3 separate regions of the Homo sapiens genome follow, and regions 2 and 3 are each linked to region 1. The links are chromatin contacts, found by Hi-C in ENCODE. All regions are on one chromosome and are shown on one strand. Each heading gives the region's core, a stretch centred on a gene start or an enhancer-like site at or near the end of the contact. The rest is flanking DNA. Distances are from core to core; before and after follow the strand shown. Region 1 holds the start of SAMTOR (S-adenosylmethionine sensor upstream of mTORC1). Region 2 holds the start of ORC5 (origin recognition complex subunit 5). Region 3 holds the start of NAMPT-AS1 (NAMPT antisense RNA 1).

The links. Hi-C counts contacts between places; a loop is a spot of excess contacts on that map. Pooled maps may share reads with other maps.
Region 2: a loop to region 1 is called in a pooled map, with 8 times the contacts of the local background. The contact joins the promoter of ORC5 here to the promoter of SAMTOR in region 1. A Hi-C loop is called at or near these places in 5 of 50 pooled maps.
Region 3: a loop to region 1 is called in a map of CD8-positive, alpha-beta T cell, with 6 times the contacts of the local background. The contact joins the promoter of NAMPT-AS1 here to the promoter of SAMTOR in region 1. A Hi-C loop is called at or near these places in 2 of 168 maps with a recorded cell type or tissue (CD8-positive, alpha-beta T cell and naive thymus-derived CD4-positive, alpha-beta T cell) and 5 of 50 pooled maps.

What each region holds. Positions count from the first base shown.
Region 1 is chr7:112,937,403-112,941,715 of GRCh38, forward strand. SAMTOR (S-adenosylmethionine sensor upstream of mTORC1) reads right to left here and starts at 2,473. Exons shown (of 5, transcript NM_152556.3): 1 at 2,189-2,473. The coding sequence starts at 2,348. RefSeq lists a silencer at 2,302-2,401 and enhancers at 2,431-2,947, 2,602-2,941.
Region 2 is chr7:104,205,529-104,209,841 of GRCh38, forward strand. ORC5 (origin recognition complex subunit 5) reads right to left here and starts at 2,485. Exons shown (of 14, transcript NM_002553.4): 1 at 2,305-2,485. The coding sequence starts at 2,376. RefSeq lists enhancers at 2,144-2,333, 2,374-2,453, 2,504-2,663.
Region 3 is chr7:106,283,360-106,287,672 of GRCh38, forward strand. NAMPT-AS1 (NAMPT antisense RNA 1) reads left to right here and starts at 1,887. Exons shown (of 1, transcript NR_186647.1): 1 at 1,887-2,967. NAMPT (nicotinamide phosphoribosyltransferase) reads right to left here and starts at 1,624. Exons shown (of 11, transcript NM_005746.3): 1 at 1,469-1,624. The coding sequence starts at 1,525. RefSeq lists silencers at 954-1,313, 1,584-2,123.

The DNA of each region.
Region 1 (4,313 bases), core at 1,223-3,722:
GATTACAATAACAGCTGACTTGCAAATGAACTTGTAAAATATGTTTACAGACTGGGGACCATCAGCACAATACTAAGTCCTCAAAGTAAAACACTAAAAATTATTTCCTTAGTATTATTATGTGCACAGAGTTTTTCACAGATGACTTTTTTACTACTAATATTTAGCCTATATGTCAGAAATAAAGGTAGAAGGAGCATGCTCATTAGGATCACTTATTCTGCTAATTCACTGATGGGGCTTTGTATATCATTCAAGCAAAGCCTAGAGAAGTCTAGATCACCGGTGAAATTCAGGGTATTAAAGCGCCTAAAGAATAGTCTCATTCAAATGTTTAAACTGCCAGGACTTTAACTCCCCAGAAGCATACTAGATCATTCACTTATGAACTCCATGTATCTATTCTAGATCTGGTAACTTCCGATTCTCATAAACAAGAGTTCCTGTGGTTAATACTCAGGCTTAAAACATGGTTAAACATGTGGGAACTAAGCACATATAAACAGCACTTGAAGAGATGCCACATTAGTGTGTTAATTTGAGTGGAACCTATTCATTTATGAATAAATGAATAATGAAATTATTAAAAGGTAAAAATAGAAATGGAATTCTATGCTAGTCATTTTTCTCTTTAGAAAGATGCACTTAAATTTGTACAAAATAGCAGGATAAATTGCAGGAAAATGTGTCCATTTATTTCCTAATCTCTCCAAATAACATAAAATCTACAGTGAATTCCATTATGTAAGAGCATTCTTTGAATATCAAGAATGATGCAGTTGTTGCTATGGTAACTACTCATTTTATTGACTAAATTGTGGGTTTGGGTAGCATTCTTTCAAAAAACATATTTTACCATCCTAAGTAGGTCTGATAAGACTCTTTCTATTGCTATCTGTTAAACAATAACTACAAGCCCCATTTGGGGATGATTAAACAGCCTCTATTAAAAGCTAAGCTTGATTTGCTAAGGAAAGAAACCTTTAAAGTTTGAAAAATGAAACATATCAACTACATTCAAAAGAACAAAGGATACTTAGTTTTAACTTTCTAGAGTAGTTGAAACGTGTGTATAAATCAACAGTAACATGATCTTACCTGTCTGTATTCCTTCACTGCCATAATTTTCCTTCTAATCCTAAATTATTAACTAAGTATAGGACTAACACCAGAAGGCTGCTGACTTTTCAGTTTGCAATTAAGCTAAAATGAGAACCAGTGGAAAGCTTTCCTCATTTCGATACTCAGGAGAAGTCTCTCTCCCAAGCCTATGAAAACAGAATTTTCACTGTCAAAATCTTATAAAACAGCTGTGTACAAAAGCCTATATTTAAAGATATCAAGGATAACTGTAGACTCCAACTATAAACACTCTTCAGGCACAGGCAAAAGCCACTAAGGCTTCTTCCCCTATGAGCTTCCACAGAGGGGGTTCTCACCGGAACCCCATCCATGGAAGCCGAGGGTGGGCTTTATCGGCAGGTGTCTTTAGGAGGCTTCCAATACAAACGGTATTTTCAGAACCTGCCCAGATCTCTTCCTCATCGCCTAAATAAACAGTTAAGACCAAGTATTTAAGAAATGGGAGTGGGGGCCACGAGTGTAGCCCGCCCCCTTTTAACAATGTGAAGTCCAGTCAGCTAAAAGGCCTGCTGGCTTCCCAGCCCTGGAAGCCAATGCGAGGAAGGCTCGGCATGGTTGTAGGAATGAAGTACTAGGAAGGGGGTCTGATAAGGAAGCAAATGGTACAGCCGGTAGGTCAAGCGTAAAGGAGGGACAACTCAGGTTTCTTTTCGTCTTTTACAAATGGATTTTACCTGTCTTGTTTTACCTCGGCGTCTCTTGCAAAAAGCGACCCCCACCTCCTCTGTGAGCGTGTATGTGTTTGTGTGTGCCGAGACAACAACCTCAGCACCCCGGCTGGGGACAGGGGCTTGGAGGGGGTGGGGACTCAATTCCTTTACAGGCCTAGAACTCTCCCGAAGGGCCCTCAAAGAAAAGGGGGCGGGGAGGAGCGCGTCTGATGCCGACTAGGGGGCTCAGACCAGGCCCGGGAGAGCAGCAGCGGCTGGGGGGACGTGCAGATCCTTTACATTTTAATGGTGGCCTCTTTGGAGGAGGGAAGAGGTGACAAGCGGTTGGGGGTGATGAGGCCTCCCCTTCCTCCCTCACTCAGCGCGCTGTTTACCTTCTCGGTACTTCTTGCGGAGCCGCCGGTGGACGCTCTTCACCACACCGGAGAGCTTCTCCTGCTCCAGTTTCCGCTCCTGCTCCCGGGGCGGCGGAGTGTTCGGGGACCCGGCCCTCTGCGCACGAGCAGTATTTCGGCCGCCGGCCCCTGGCTCCATATCGCAGCCGCCGCCGCCGCCGCCGCCCCTCAGGCCCCCGCAGACGCTCCCCAGATGGAGGAGGTGGGGTAGGAGGAGGGAGCTGCGGAGGCAGCAGCCAGAGGAGGCAGAGGAACCGGAGCGACAGCCTTGGAGGTGGACCCTCACCCAAAAGTGCAAACTGATTGGTGGATTTTGAGGGCTGGGCGGAAACGGAAAAGGCTAAGGGCCAATGGGCAGAAAGCGCCGGCGGCGAACCCGGTTGTTTGGGAAGGCGAGCAGCTGGAGGAGGCGGAGCTTGCGGGGATAGGGAGGCTGAGGCAGTGGGAGCTCCAGGCCTGGGTGCTCATCTCTTCCCCACCCTCCCCGGATTCTGTGCGCAGGCGCTGTGGCTCGGCCTCGGGAGACGAGCTGTGAGCAACGCGCTTGCGCGTCTCAGTTTGCTTAGTTTGGGCTTTTTTACAGCTCGGCTTTCTGATGTCTTCCATCATTTTCATCCCCTACACTTTATAATCTGTTGCGATGCGGCCAGGGTGCTCTGCTTGAACCTCCGCTGCACCTTGTCACATGTAGGTTCCCTTTAGTTACTTGCGCTTTGAGATGACGTTACACTTCAGGGACCTCAAGCACACAAGCATTCTAAGGCTCAAGGAGAGGTCTGGCTACCAAATGCTAATTTAATTCTCAGGTCGACAATGGTTTATGCCTGCAGTACTACTGCTGGGCAAAGGACATAGAAAATGCGAAAAGGAGAGGGCCAAGAAAAGCAACAGGAGATGCAGGAGGACAATAAGGAACGATGGAAAACTCACAGCAGATGCCCTCAAGAACTTTTGTAGTGACCACGGTGTTAATAAGCAGCCTTCCCTGATCTTATTCGCATCAGCACTCTGAGCTTTTATGGTCAGCTCAGGTGACCTCCTGTCCTTTAATTTGGAGAGTTAGTCTATGCGGAGTGTATCTAAGTGGGTTTGGTAACCTGTTCACCCTCCTCCACTTCTTTTCCATCTCTTGGGGAACGCGATTGTTGACTTCTGTCCCAGAAAGGTGGAACACTGCTCTCTGGAGAGAGGTAGACTGCATTGGCTCCTGAAGTGGTACTGAGGCTGCTGGAGTGTCAGAGATTGAATAGACTGAGAGCCCCTAATGAGTTGTGTTGGATTGTGTACCACTTCCCCATTGCAGGTGTTGGTTACGTGACAGTCTATGGAAATGATTGCAATGGTAACATTTTGATAATGATTTTCTAACTACGAATAAAGCTTGCATTATGTAACTGTTTTATATGCTACCTTCTTTATATTGAATACGCTGAAGAGCAAAGAATTATACACACTGTCTAGGACACAGGAGAAGCGGGAGGTGAAGGGAGATTGATGGAATTTAAAGGCGGAAGATGTGTCCCTACAGCACAGTGAAGAGACAGATCAAACACAAAGACAAGGACATATAAACTTCAAAAGAACTCCTTATAATTATGAAGAGAAGTTAAGCGGAAGTGCCTAATAAATTGAAAATATGGTGGTCTTATTTGGGGGAATTTCATTTGGGAAGAAAGGGGAGCTTGAATTACATGTCTCTTTTGGCTCTTTCCATATTTTAATACATATGGAAGGCAAATAATGGTGCAGATATTCGAAAGATACAATGATAGTAAAAAGAGCATTAAATTTCACTTGTGCTGAACTGTAGTTTTATTTTTTAAAAAAGAACTTTTCAGCATAATACTAGCAAATGAACTTTTAAGGCCTCTTAACTGAAGATGTTCACTGAAGGAAATTTGGAAAATACAGAAAAGAGTAAAGAAAATAAGACATCTGGACTGAGAGATAACAACTTAACATTTTTTCTTTGTTTGTATATACTAATTTCAAATAGGATATTTCTTGATGCCTATGTGGCAATCTATTGTATGAATAGCCTACTATTTCATTAACCAATTCCCAGTTATTGTAGATTTATGTTTTTTCCAGCTTTTTTGTATTA
Region 2 (4,313 bases), core at 1,235-3,734, 8.7 Mb before region 1:
ACATTTCCTTTTACAAGACAAATCAGGAACTCAGATTTACGCAGGAAAAAGACTTTCTAAATGGCATACAGCTATGGCAAAAGCAGCTCAACTGCTAAAAATAGACTAAAAATTTACTTGAAATGAATAGGTAATGTAATACATGAATCTTTTTCTGAAGTTTATATGTAACAATCATAAATTAACTGGCCCAAAAATTCTGTCTCAGCAGGATGCAGTGGCTCAAGCCTGTCATCCCAACACTTTGGGAGGCCAAGGCAGGCAGATCACTTGAGTTCAGGAGTTCGCCTGGGAAATACAGTGAAACCCCATCTCTACAAAAAACACAAAAATAGCCAGGCTTGGAGGCAAACACCTGTGGTCCCAGCTACTCGGAGGCTGAGGTGGGCGGACTGCTTGAGCCTGGGAGGCAGAGACTGCAGTGAGCCAAGATCATGCCACTGCACTCCAGCCTGGGAAAGAAAGCCAAACCCTGTCTCAAAAAACAAAAACAAAAAATTCTGTCTCAAGAATTAAATGCATGTTGCTGAGTATCTCTGCTATCCATTACATGTTGTTGCCTAATAATACCTTAAACATCTTTTCTATTGTGACCTAGAATTATATTGAACTGTTCCACTGTTATTTAACCTTTCACCTTCATAAATCTCGCTAACATAAACTGCAATAAGCTAGTACCTGACACAGAAAAGGTGCTCGGTAAATATTTATTTATTGAACAAATAAATGAGTATTCTTAGAAACATGAACCAATTTTTTATATTTCTTTGCTATAGTTGTTTGTATTTCCCACATGCACAGCACCTTGCAGAAAACTGATATTAAAATATTGTTAAACATAATTTTCATTAAAAGCAAAGGTCAAAAACTCTTCTGTGATCCACCACTAAGTTTACTCATCCCTATTTGCCAATTTGCTCTTTCAGCAGGAACATTTCTGGCTGGAGTGATCTGCGTTCCATAGATGAAATGCAGAGAACATAATCAAGAAAATGCTCCAGTAATAATATAACTATAATTGAAAGCAGTATAAATAGAAAATTAATTGAAGATGCAGTTGTTGACCTCTAACTTCCCTAAATAATGCACCCCTTTAGACAGAGGGTAGTACTTTTCCACTAATGCTTCACAGGCCACCTCAAATTGCCATGCAATATTTCTAGTTGGATGAAAGTACAGTCACGTGTACATTCAAAGATGGACCACATATACAACAGTGATCTCATAAGATTATAATACCCTATTTTCACTGTACCTTTTCTATGTTTAGACACTTTTAGATGCAGACTTATCACTGTGTTACAACTGCCTACAGTATTCAGTATAGTAGCACCGCTGTAGAGGTTTATAGCCTAGGAGGAACAGGCTACACCATACAGCCTAGGTGTATAGCAGGCTACACCATCTAGGTTTGTGTAAATACACTTTCTGATATTCACAGGGATTAAATTGCCTAACGATGCATTTCTCAGGACGTATCCCCCTCACTAAGTGGCAGCAACGCATGACTGTACTTAAAAAAGCAAACCAGAAGATGGGGGTATGAGTATGACCCTGAATTCTCATTCACTCTCTTCGCAGGTAAGATCCAAGTTTGATTAATTCCAATTCTGATTGAGTCTGAATCAAAAAGCACATCAAAGACCACCAGAAAATAGTCAAAAATAGGTTAAATTTTGAATTGGTGAACGCTACCCTCTGCCTATTGAAAGGACTCCCTACGTATCTATGTTCATCCAGACAAGACAAACTCCTCTCTAGGGCATCCTGTGAACTATCAGTTAAGGAGAAAAGTTTACCCTAGACCTCTTCTGGACTGTTACAATTCTGGAAAAGCCAGTAAATTTTTAAACCTGAAGCACTGCTTTGGCCCTTAGTGGCCTTGAAAGCAACCACCTCTCTACACTTGACTCACTCCAACTACCGCACAGAAACGTGTGAACTTACATTTGAATAAATAACACCCTGCAAACACATCTGTTACATAAATGTCATTGGGTTGGGGTAAGATAACAAGCAACTTCTAGGAGCTAATGTGGGCAAACTTCTGAAAAGTGTGGCGTGTTTCAAATACGTCTTAGGCAACGTCCTATAGTGCAGGCCGGTCGCTCTCAGACTGTCTCCTCTTCAATATTCGGAAGAGACTGTGGGTGAAGCTGCAGTACAGAACCACAACACCCCTATTTAACGTAAAAACGGCCTTTTGGCCCTCAATCCAAACACGAAAAAACAAATATTGGAACAGGTCGCAAGACTACCGAAACGTCTGCCTCCAGGATCTGGAAGACAGTTTAACTACAATACCTCTCCAAACAAGGACTGCAAGATGGACACTTGAGACTCGCGACAAAGCACCACGTTTTCCAAGTGGGGCATTCTGGCAGGCACCACCGCAGAGGCCAGTGCAGCCAGCCCACAGGACCCTTGCACAAGACGGAGCCTCTCCCGAGTCTGGCGGCCCACGCTCCCGCCGGAAACCGGACCCGCAGCGTCGTGGGAGGAGCCTGCGCTGCCGGGCTGCGGCGTGACGGCAGCGCGTACGCCGAGCGTCGCCGCCGCTCTAGTCTCAGGGCCGGAACCATCCTCTTCTCGCTGGTCCTGTGCGCGCCGAGGTTTTGCCCATTCTTGGGCTTGGTGGGGATTTCGGGCTGACGCTTTTTCCACTCAAAGGCTAAGGAGACGACATGGAGATGGGCGAATAGGGAAGGGGTGGAAGGGGTTAAGGGGGTCCCGTGGGCCTCCAATGACCCCTGAACCCCGTGCCTTTAGTTTTACCGGCTGGAAGCCCCAAGTTTAGAAACCTTGAGTGCCTAAGAAGACGGACCCGGAGCTGGGGCCCTTAGAGGGACGTGGAAGGCGGACTTAGAAGACTAATATTGTCAAAAGATGTTTTTGTTGTCGTTTTTTTCCCTGACGACGTTGTGGGAAATTAGTGGCATTGAGTACAAAACAGGGTGTAATGGGGTTTAATGCACAGCTTGGAATTACTATTTTTTGTGCAAGCTTTAAACCAGATGTGGAAAGCCTCTCAGTCCTAATGGGATGAAGTCGTAGTGTGTGTTGGTGAGGTTGATAGTAAAAATAATGCTACTTTTAGCATTAGGCTTTCACGTGTATTTATTTGTGAGGCACCTACTAGCGACTAAACACTAGAAGATTCTGGAAATAAGATACAGAAGTAGGCAAGTGCATGGTGGAAAGAGAGCTTGGCGTCCTGAAACCCCTGGGTTGGGACCACTGACTGACTCAACTGCTGAATAGGGGGACTTTGGAATAGTTGAGCCTCAACTTCCTTATCTATAAAATAGGGATAATACTGGCTAGGTTATTGCTAGGAGTAGAAGATCCTGTACATACTACCTGTTATACATAAATTTAAATTGTGGACTTCAATCTGCCCATAGATTGTAGATCAGTCTTAGATTTGTGATGGTCAAAAGGATCTTTTGAGAGTTGTGGTATATAACGTATTAGCTAGTCAAAATAGTATTTTCACAGCAACAATTCAAAAGCATTTGCCCAGGTACTTTTTAATAGAGAATTCTAAAGGTTATAATGGGACCACCCATTAAATTTCAATGTCTCCAAGGGAAGCTGGCCTCTGATACTCTCCTAAGATGGTTATACGTCCGTAACATACTGTGCATATAAGGTATACATATATTATAATCATAACACGACATCTTTATAGCATTCAATAAAACTGACTAAACTGTCTAAAATGTTAGTCTCCCTCTCTATATACTTTATGAGGACAGGAAACACTGTCTTCACAGTTCAATTTCCAGCATACACAGTTAACGCCTGGCAGTTACATAATAAAGATAATTGTTGATCTGAGAGAACATGCCTTACCATCTGGATGATTTAGGATGGTTTCTCAGAGGAGAGAACCTGGAAGCTGAGGCTGAAGAAAAGATTCACCTGTGAGACCAAGAAGGAAATTGTAAACAAAAGAATGTACAGACAAAAAGGGACAAATGGGCAATCCCATAACTGAAACTAGCAAATAGTTTTTACATATAAACCTGGAGAGTAGTAGGAGGTCAGGCTGGGGACCAATAAAGAATTGTAGGCAGAGAAGCAAATGTTGAGATTTGACTTAGAAATATTCCTTCTGGCTACAGTGTGGAAAGTGGAATCAATTTCATTTGTTGAAACGACTATTGCAGTCTCCCAAACAGTGAATAATAATGGCCTCGATAGGCAGCCAAGATGGCCGAATAGGAACAGCTCTGGTCTACAGTTCCCAGCATGAGTGATGCAGAAGACGGGTGATTTCTGCATTTCCATCTGCGGTACTGGGTTCATCT
Region 3 (4,313 bases), core at 637-3,136, 6.7 Mb before region 1:
GAACTGCAAACTAAAGGAAGTTGCATTCTTCTGTTTTTAAAATTTAGACTATTCAACCTCCCTTTACATTTGGCTAACATGTAAAAAAAAAATCTGACAGTTATTTTAGATTTAGTTAAGAAAAAAATTCTACAAAACTATCAATGAGGCTATTCTAAAATCACTATTTAAAATTTTGAAAACACTATGATTGAACCAAGAGAACACAAGAGGAGGTTTTAGGACCAAGTAAAGGACCATACTTGAGGTATTATCACGTATACTTGACAATATTCAAGAATCATACTTGATAGTGTTCGGATTTTGCAATACTTTAAACTTGCATCTAAAAGACAACTTGTTGATGGATCTTGGCTCGATTTCAAGAACCTATCTAAATATCATAAACAGCATTTTAAGCTGATTGGAAAAAAACAGACAAAACTTAAGTAAAATGGAATTCTCTAAAATACTTTCTCGGAATATCGGAGGAGGGCTAAAAACAAAGGAAAAAAAAAGAATCAAAACAAAAACATGAGAGTACTATGTTTTACCACTGTATTCCAAACCACTATGCTGCTCAAGTAAAATTTACTTTACCTCTTCCCTTCACTACTGCGTGCTTCATATCAACTGAATGTGGCAGCTACCCACACAAGTGTTCAATGGGCATGTGAACGCAACGCTGTGCCATTTCCCTCTCCACATGTTCTCTAGGGTTAAAACTACAGTTCCTTTAAATCCTCGTGTTTCATTTTCCTTTTCACAGAAATCCTGTAATGACCCTAAAGCAGATAAGAGCAGAGCGGCCTCTACACCCAGGGATAAGGAGCACGAGCAATCACTAGGTGCCAAGGAGTTTGAAACGGAGCCCGGCGGAGTGGGACAGGGGAATCCACTACGGCTACCGGGGCCAGGCGAGTGTCCTCCGCGCCGGAGCCGCAGAGGACCGCGGCTGCTCCGGCGCCCGCGCCAGGACTTCTCCCACCTCGCGCCCCGGGAGACTTACCTGCCCAGCCAGGGGCGAGCGCGCCGGGCTGGCCCGGGGGAAAGCCCCGCTCACTCTCCACTGCGGGTCCCCGGGGCCGTTACCTAACTGGTCCCAGCTCCAGGCCAAGAGGCCGCGCTTCAGGGAAGGGCATGCGCTCGCCGGCGACGCCCAAGCCCCGAGCCCCGAGCCCCGAGCACCGGCGCCCGGGAGTCCGCTGGGGCCCGCCTCAGCCCCCCGCCGCGCCGCCGCCGCCGCGCGCCCCCAGGCCCCGCCTCCACCGCCCAGCCCTCCATCCTCCTCAAGCCACCTCCTGCCCACTGCGGCGCCTCCTCACCTGCCCCAGCCGCCGCCGCCCGCGCCTCCCCCGGGCCTCCCCGCGCCGCGACCCTAGCCCCAGCCCCAGCCCCAACCCCAGCCCCAGCCGCCCCCGCCCCCCTGCCGCGCGCTCGTCCCCAGCGCGCCCCGCTCCTCCTCATCTGCCCGGGCCCCGAGCTTTACCTTGTAGGAGTCGGTGGCCAGGAGGATGTTGAACTCGGCTTCTGCCGCAGGATTCATCTCGGGCCGGAGGACAGGGGCCGCGCGCCGCGAGCTCCCTGGCGCGGCTGCGAGGAAGGAGAAAAATGAGCTTCACCGCGCTCCGTTGCTTAAGTCACTGCTCGGTCGGCGGAGGAGGGGGAGAGGGGGAAACGGAGAGAGGGGAGGGGTCAGAGGAGGGCGGGCCCGGGAGCCGTGACGCGGCGCGGGTGACGGCTGCGGCGGCTCGCGTGCTCGCAGTCTGGGAGCTCTGGCGGACTCCCCACCTCGGTTCCCCCGCCTTCACCCCGTCACCCTCCGGGGGCCGAGAAAGGGCGGGGCGCGGCAGCGCGCTGCGCAGTGCGCGGAGGCGGGGCGGGGAGGAGGACGTGATGCACGCGCTCTTCCTCCCAGACGCCAGCTCTGGGAAGCTGGAGGCAGCGGGGCAGCCCCGGCGCGTGACCCGGGCGCTTACCTAAGTTCGAGTTCCCGGCACGGGCGCGGGAGGGCGGGGCCTGGAGGGGGCGTTCCCAGCTTTGCCAGTGCCACGAGGAGCCGGTTCGCCCGCCCCGCCTGGGACCTTCCGTCCTACCCAGTCCTGGCCGGTTTTCTGGGTCCTCCTGAAGTCACGCCACCCGGCTAGGGGGCGAGGAGCCTCCTACTGCCCATCTTCCCGTCCACCACGCGCAGTTACTCACCTTTGTCTCCGGCCTGGATTAAGGATCCAGCCTTTCGCCTCCATCCCTCTTGTCCCTCCTGATCCTCCTGACCCTGTCTTTAAGATCCCAGGAGCTGCGGTGAGGAGTGAGGCTGAGGGGCCCCTTTCATCTGATGCAGCGACTCCGCTTTCCTCCGGCGGCTCTGTCTATGGCTGAGCTCTTTGATCCTTTGAGAGATGGTTTGACTTTTCCCGAGCAAAGAGCCTGCGTTGAAAAGCGGGGGTGGAATTCAGTCCTCACAGATAATGAGGGGACAAGACCTAATTGAACCGAGTATTGCCGGGAAGGAAAAGGCAACGGGCCAAGCCTTTGACAGGGTGCGACACTGACTTTTATCATCGTTATAGTCTTTAAATCCTGGGAAACGAGTTGGCAACCCCAAAATAAAGAAGTGTAATGACGTCTGATGACTTCACCCAAATACAGACCATTCCAAGAAAGACTTGCGCAGTTCTCATGCGTGGTTGCGTTTTTGCATAAAACTAAGATTCCCTTTGTCCGCATGTTTAATAGCTTAAAAATAAATTGAGGTTTTTATCGGATAAAAGTAGCCAGGAAAAAGTGATACAGTGAAAACGATTACAGGATATTTATAGACTTGTCTTTCAAGTTATTAGAAGTCTCATTCTATCTGGGGGCAGTGATGGTGGTGGTGGTAGTGGAACTTGTGAATTGAGATTCATAGTGGAACTTGTGAATTGAGATTCATCTCGAAACTGGAGGCATGGCTGAGACTTCTAATAAAGACAACCTCAGTCAACACTATGTCTTGAAGTCAGTATATATTTTTGACAATCACCTCATCTACACGTAGATACAATACAGGGCAAAGATCATGGAAGTGGAAGGTATCACCAGGCACTCACCAATGTAGTAAATACTAGTACACTTACAATTATTTTCAGCAACGAGGTTTGAAACAAGAGGGCTTATGTATTTATTGGTTGATCTTCCCTGTGTTTTACCGGGGAAAATTATTTGTAAACGCATTTAAACAAATTATTATTTCTATTTTGAGACGGAGTCTCGCTCTGTCGCCCAGGCTGGAGTGCAGTGGCTGGATCTCGGCTCACTGCAAGCTCCGCCTCCCTGGTTCACGCCATCCTCCTGCCTCAGTCTCCCAAGCAGCTGGGACTACAGGCGCCCGCCACCACGCCCGGCTAATTTTTTGTATTTTTAGTAGAGATGGGGTTTCACCGTCTTAGCCAGGATGGTCTCGATCTCCTGACCTCGTGATCCTCCCGCCTCGGCCTCCCAAAGTGCTGGGATTACAGACGTGAGCCACCGCGCCCGGCCTAAACAAATTATTTTTTAATATTTGATTTTGGGAGTTTTTTTATATTATTTCAAGGAGTGCAATTCAAAGAAGGAAAAAGATAATTTTTGTCCTTAATTTGGTGTTTTTTCCTTCATTTAAAATTTATATAACCTACTTTACTTATAGTACAAATTCTTATTTGTTTAGCTTCCTGGAATTCATGTATCTATAAATGACCGTTGTTCTATGCTGCTTTATGCAGAAAAGAAAGTAGGATTCTGATTATAATGTGGGCTTTGTTTATGGTAGTATTTTTTTAAGATGCAAAATTTGATCTTGCAATCTTTGAGTTGAATTTGCAGTTTTAAAATAAAAAGGTCTTATATCTGTGCAAAGAAAAAATATTGTATTGACATTGCTTGTTAAATTAAGGAGTGAGGCCTGCACAAGTATTAGTAATGTGAATCCTCACAGTAGTCTCCAGAGAAAAAAAATGACAATGAAGTCATGTTACCAATAGGACAATCACCATTTGCCTGAGATAGAAATAGGCACATTCTCTATGTAACTACATGCTTAAGCTGGAGCAATTCAGAATTAATTGGGGTTTAGAACTATGAAATTATCACTGAAAACAGAGCCAAGATTTCATTTTAAAATGGCCTCCCCTGAAAGACAGTTTAACAGCTAGCATTAAGGTTGGACGTGGTGGCTCACACCTGTAATCCCAGCACTTTGGGAGGCTGAGGCGGGCTGATCACTTGAGCCCAGGATTTTGAGACCAGCCTGGGCAACATGGTGAAAACCCATCTCTACAAAAAATACAAAAATTAGCTGGACGTGGTGGCATGTG